Regions from separate parts of the Homo sapiens genome. Here region 2 is linked to region 1. The links are chromatin contacts, found by Hi-C or POLR2A ChIA-PET in ENCODE. All regions are on one chromosome and are shown on one strand. Each heading gives the region's core, a stretch centred on a gene start or an enhancer-like site at or near the end of the contact. The rest is flanking DNA. Distances are from core to core; before and after follow the strand shown. Region 1 overlaps MAML3 (mastermind like transcriptional coactivator 3). Region 2 overlaps MAML3 (mastermind like transcriptional coactivator 3).

Region 1 (3,046 bases), core at 306-2,805:
ACTTCTTGTTCACTCTAATACCAACCAGGAGAGGGGAGTGCTATGGACCCCTCCCCCTTCCACTCCCTTTCTTCCTATTGGCCCCCTCGAATTAGGAACAAGACAGAAGCATATGTTTTGGCATCTTATGTGTTCTCATAAAAAAGAGTCATCTTACTCGATAAAGTCCACTTAAATCTGGAAAGCCCTTGCATGGCACACGATATCTCAAGTGGCAGCCTCCAAACAAAAGATGACTATAGAACCCCCGAAATTCAAGGTCAGGAGACTGAATAATGAATGTCTGTTTATCCACCTGGTGCTTTAAAACTGACCTATGTTTCCCATAAGATGTCTTGAGGTTGAATTATGTCACAGCAGTAATGTCTTTAACACTATTGGGTGAGATGATTTGAGAGAGATCAGATTTCATCTGGTGAGTGACAAGGCTTCACTCCCTCTTGCAGTGTATTAAAACAATTAAACATCAGATGCATTTTACTGCAGTCTGTTTGACTCACGTGTGCATATTAGAATATTTTTTTCAAAAACCTATGAAATAGGAGCCTAGCTCCCTGTGAATGTTTATGGCGCTCATTAACAAAGTTCATCTCCAGGATGTATGATTTTCAGTTTTCTCTTTCTAATCTTCTTTTGGGAGGATGGAGGATGGGTAGAAATCAATTTTCCCAGCTAGATCTGCATTTTTCCAGTTAGAAAAGATGTTTCATTTTAATTTGTTGTCTGATGGTATTGAAATATTTTTCCAATCTGTTGTTATTTAAAAGAGCAAGCCCTATTCCTGTCATCATCCATTACCTGGAGCGTTATTTAGTAAGTGCTTTGTTTGTAAACAGATAGTGGTTTTAAACAGATCTAGTCCTGTGGTGATCATGTTTCCAACATTGGAGGACAGCTGCCTGGCAGCAGCACTTTTCTATGTTTAGTTTTTTATTTCAGTTCTTCTGAATTGATTATTTCCTCCTAATGTTTCCAGGTTAAGGAATATTTTATGCATATTATTTGTCAAATTCACATTTCTCTTTCTGCCAAGGAGGATTAGGAATCTCTAGTGAATCAACCTGCTCCAGATAGTTTCTGGGAAAGAGGAGAGGTGAAACAGGAAAAATCCTAGCCCTCTGCATTGTCTTAACCATTTGAACTAACCAGGACAAAGGGTAGCAACACCACTGAGTTAACCCACTGCATTGTTCAAAGCCCGTCCTCCACATTCACCAGCACCCCAGCACACTTAACCAAAATGTTTTCTACCTGTGTTTTTTGAAGTACAGATTTTAGCTACTTTGCTGAACTTTTGTTTTCTTCCTGATTATTTTGTTTCACAAGAATTTCTAAACTCTTAAGGAAACAAAAATCATTCTGTTTGGTTTTTGGTAGTTGAAAATACAGCTATATCTGGGGAATATGATGATAGGGAGGAGTTATTTCTTATGTTAAAAAAAAAACCTAAGGAAAACGGTAGCCCTCCTTTCGGCTAGGAAATGACCATGTGTCTCTCTACTGGGGAGCAGCTGCTGGGAGCCCTGGGCTGGCAGGGAGAGCGGGTCTGGGAAGGGAGCTGCGCCAGGCTCCCTCGCCAGCCCCGTGAGCGCTGCGTTTTTCCTGGAGCCGTCATTGTCTCCCTGCGAGTCTCATGGCGTTCTTTGTCTGCGGTGGGTATCTTGTGTCACACACTCGCAGCCCGTTGCACTAAGCCACTGTTCATCCCATTTTCTTTCTTTCTCTCCTCACTACTCTCCCCTGCCCCCTCCCCAAACCCCTCCCTTTCTTACTGGTTTTGTGATTCAAGGAATTTGAGATCATTTAGGTGAAGTAGACGCTCAGAAGGAGAGGTTTCTTATGAGCTTCAAAGAAGTGAGGAAACAAGATGCGATGCCTTTAAAACTGACAGTGCCCCTGTGTGGATCTGGGAATTACGTTCTTGAAGTAACAGCTTTTAGTTAAAAATACTGGGTGCTAGGGGAGTGGGGGTAAATGGTCCTTCCCTAGCACATTCATAATAAGTAAAGAAACTGTGCCATTGAGTAATACCCCCATCCACCAATATTCTGGGGTGAGAATATTGAGAGAACTGCCAGTGCCTTCTGTGCCATTGTTAATATGAGACAAAGTGTGACAACAAATGCCTTGTGAATTTAAATAGCCAGGTATGGTGTTCAGAAAGGCTTCTGAAATAAACACGCTAATCCACATTCTGTCTCGTGCAAAGTAAAGCATTAAGGGCTTGGTGCAGCCTTACCTTAAAGTGCCTGTGTGCAGTCTCTCTCCTTTTCTTCCCATTGCCTATAGCTTACAATGCTTTCTAAGTGATTCTCTTGCTTGTGCGGAGAGCAGGAATGGGAGGAAGGTTGAGTTGACAGGGCTCTTAAAGCCATTTGTAATTTACACAGAAACTTTCCTTGTGGGAACTTAAAGCACTTCACGTATGGAAATCATATACCTGGGGCAGACTTAATTCAAGGAGCCCAATCCTTGATTGTCACAGACATGGAAACTGAACTTAAGGGATGTTTTGGGATGTTTCCTAGGACACAGAGTTCTAGCTGAGCTAGGACTTGAATCTGGTGCTCTTTCAAGACTCCTTCAGAGGCACATGTTAGTATCTCAGTCCCCTTTGACAGACGTTGCTGGCAAAATGTTATTATCCTCACTTTAAAATGGGGTACACGAAAGCACAGAAAAAGAAAATTGTCTAGTGTTAACCCTTTGTGACAAAGCCAGTGAGATAGGACACTGTATTTCTTGCAGCCCTTCTCAGCTATTCGAGTTGAATCATATTGGCCTCAAGGACATCATCCTTGGCCCCTGACATGCCAGGATTCTCATGTCTGCTTGTCTTTCCTGCACTGTCCCCTAGCCTATTACCCCCCAATACTATTTCGTTCTTTTTCTCCTTATGCCCAAGGAGTGTCTTGTGTTTCTCTTTTACTAGGTACTTTTCTCCCAGTATATCTGGAACTTTGTCCGAGAGCTCCCTCTAGAATTTTCCCTTAGGTAACCCAGACCCAACCATGTTTACAAAGGAGCAATGCTGCTGTCACTTCCA
Region 2 (3,046 bases), core at 361-2,860, 120 kb after region 1:
CAACAATGAATAACTACCTCCCTCAGAATCACATGAATATGATCAATCAGCAGCCAAATAACTTGGGTACAAACTCCTTAAACAAACAGCACAATATTCTGACTTATGGCAACACTAAACCCCTGACCCACTTCAATGCAGACCTGAGTCAGAGGATGACACCACCAGTGGCCAACCCCAACAAAAACCCCTTGATGCCGTATATCCAGCAGCAGCAACAGCAGCAGCAACAGCAACAGCAGCAGCAGCAGCAGCAGCAGCCGCCACCTCCACAGCTCCAGGCCCCCAGGGCACACCTGAGCGAAGACCAGAAACGCCTGCTTCTCATGAAGCAGAAAGGAGTGATGAATCAGCCCATGGCTTACGCTGCACTTCCATCCCACGGTCAGGTAAGTGTGAAAGTGACACACTCTTCGAGCAGTTCTTGTGGTGCATTTCAGACTGTCGATGTGTGATGTTCTACAAGCTTCCACTGTAGTGGGGTCTAATTGCCTGCAGAAAACCTCTTTACACATCCTCAGGTAGTGGCCAGGTTTGGAGTGTTCTTTTTCCATTTCTCCTAAGAAATGGAAAAGGGTGGCATGATAAACTTTCGTGTATTTCAGTGTCTAGGAATCAAACTTCTTTTATTCCCAACTGCAGATAAGAATTACATAAAATTCTCACTCTGAGGGAGGGAGGCTGCAGAGGTCACTCCACCAAACACGGCACTACCTCTGTAGCTTCTCTCCCAGCTTGCATGATCCCAGGCTCTGGGTGGTGGGAAGCAGGGGACATTCAGGGCTGTCTACAACAGTTTTATAAGGCCCTGAGCAGCCTTCAGCTGTCCTACTGAATTATGAATAATGGGAAATTTGGCTTGTTGATATTCAAATATAGGAGAGCTTTCTGGATTTTCAAAGTGAAGTGGAGGGTAGATTTTTGTAGGACCTTATAATGTTTAAACACTTGCTGCTAGACTAGCAACAGTTAGAAGCTGGTTCAGTCTTCTTACTTGGGAGTGCAATGAAACCTCTCTGATACAATCAGCTCTATTTCAGGAAAATGTGATGGTGAATATATCTTAGTGCTGTATTAAAGTCTCTACTTTCCCACTGTCCTCCTTCATGGGAGGTTGGGCTCTTGGTATGCATGGTAAAAAATGAGCAGCAACCAGTCGGGAAGTGAATAGTCATTGACAAGCTTTTCAGTCTCTTCATCCTGACCAGTGGCAAACAGCCAAAGCTCCTTTAATATAACATTTGTTCTACCCTGAAGGAGAGAGTGGGGAAATGCCCATTAAAGCGACTCCCCCTGCCCTACATGGATGAATTCAAGAGAGATCATCTTACTGCCAGTTGCTGTGCTGTGCCTCAATTCTTCCAGGATGCAGACATGGTCATTTTACTTGGAGAATTTGCAGAAAAGTCTTTGCTTTAGAGGCCCTCATGTCTAAACAGGTTCTAACTAGTGCTTGGGTAGGTGTCCACAGTTGAGTACTTTAGAAGCACTGGGAAATAACGCAGGCAGATCTTGCCTCACTTGGTTATTTGCATCTTGTAGCTCCTGGAGTGCCCCACCCCACCCCCGAAACCCCAAGCTTGATGGAGCTGCAGGGCTGGAGGTGGTGCTGGCCTGCAGAGACAGGCCTGAGCTCTGTGGCTTCATTCTTGTCCTCAGCCTTACAACCCCCAAACCTCACAGTGGCTTCTTGTCTGCACATGCCAGCCGGCTCTAAAGATTCCGTCTGGATAAATAAAAGTATAACTTGGTTTACATTGACTGCAATCAGTAGCTACTAGAAAAATATCATTGAAATGTGAACTTCTATATATTATCTTAGTTTCATTAAGAATATATACCATTGGGGAGATAACAGCATTTTATATACTCCAGATTAAGTTCTGAAGCAGGCAGAAATATAGGCAATATACATGAATGTTTGTAGTAGCCCAGGCGTGTCAGAAGGTTTATGAGATCACAAGCTGTCAGAATGGTCTGTTGTTAATACAAATTGTGCTTCTACATTCGCTGTTCTTACACTAGCTACAGTAGAGTATTTCCTTCAAGCCAGACCAAAGATGAATAATTAATTCCAGTTCACAGGCTCTGCAGACATGTGAGTGCAATGATGCACCTATCCTCACCCCCACTAAATGTCTTTCAAAATGTGCCAACTTGGGACAAGTTCCTGTCTTTGCGGGAACATGAGTTTTAAGGGTACTTCTTTGAGGTCCTTATGCCTGCCTAACTATGTGTCACTGAAGCTGGTAGCTGCAGAGGTCATGTTTTGAAAGAGCTCAGTCAGCTGAAGAAGCAAAGTGATGTTTTTCTGGATTAAATCTGTGTGCTCCTCCTCTCTTCTCTCGTCTCACGAAGTATTTTCAGTGTGGACAGAATGTTCTTTTGTGAGTCCTCATTAGAATAATCACTTCTTAACCTCACAAAATCTCATCAGGTAAAAGCGTGCTTTTTAATGAAATATTAACTCACCACTGTTTGAAACGAGCTTCAAAATACATATATAAACATGTGAATGTCTTTCTGCAAACATATCATTTATTTCTTGTTTTTATCTGATTGTGAAGCAGTATTTACATAGTTCTCAGAATAGTTCATTACATTATATGCGGGTACATTCCACAAATACGAGCACGAATTACAGGTACGATATAAAATATAATTATACATAGGTTTAGTTCAGTTTCGTTTTCTGCTATTGCTAGTGAAAACTCACTTTATTCTTTGTTGATCACAATGACCATGATCAACATTTCGTTTTAATGAATGACTTCAGCAGCAAAGCCTTTTAGGCACGTTTATTTCAAGAAAATTGTCTTTTACAGATGTTTACTTATTTGGAACATTTGTATAAAATGCCATCTCAGAAATGAATAGGAATGCGCTTACTTCCTGTATATTTCAAAAAACAGGGAAACAAAAATAGAAACAAAAGATATTTCAAAATTTTGAATGTGTTTTATCTAGTAATTGCATTTCTCAGAATTTACATATTATTCTTTTTGATCAGATGGTTGAACAAAGATTATGCTCATGGTGTTACTTA

Evidence for each region. A loop is a pair of places that touch in the nucleus more often than their neighbours do. ChIA-PET counts read pairs that join two places held with the same protein, here RNA polymerase II (POLR2A).
Region 2: a loop to region 1 is called in a map of cardiac septum, with 2.5 times the contacts of the local background. The contact joins two enhancer-like sites. A Hi-C loop is called at or near these places in 2 of 168 maps with a recorded cell type or tissue (cardiac septum and endothelial cell of umbilical vein). POLR2A ChIA-PET finds 5 or more read pairs at or near these places in 3 of 52 experiments (H1, SK-N-SH and activated T-cell).

The regions. Positions count from the first base shown.
Region 1 is chr4:140,003,245-140,006,290 of GRCh38, reverse strand. The region is part of intron 1 of MAML3 (mastermind like transcriptional coactivator 3); the gene reads left to right. Among named protein-coding and RNA genes, the nearest start is that of MAML3-AS1, 120 kb to the left of the region's middle. Within about 2 kb of position 1,555, at least 19 of the 41 ENCODE cell types and tissues checked have a DNase peak (open chromatin) inside an H3K27ac peak, as active enhancers do.
Region 2 is chr4:139,886,700-139,889,745 of GRCh38, reverse strand. It overlaps MAML3 (mastermind like transcriptional coactivator 3), which reads left to right. Exons shown (of 5, transcript NM_018717.5): 2 at 1-389. Among named protein-coding and RNA genes, the nearest start is that of MGST2, 220 kb to the right of the region's middle. RefSeq lists an enhancer at 1,560-1,699. Within about 2 kb of position 1,610, at least 6 of the 41 ENCODE cell types and tissues checked have a DNase peak (open chromatin) inside an H3K27ac peak, as active enhancers do.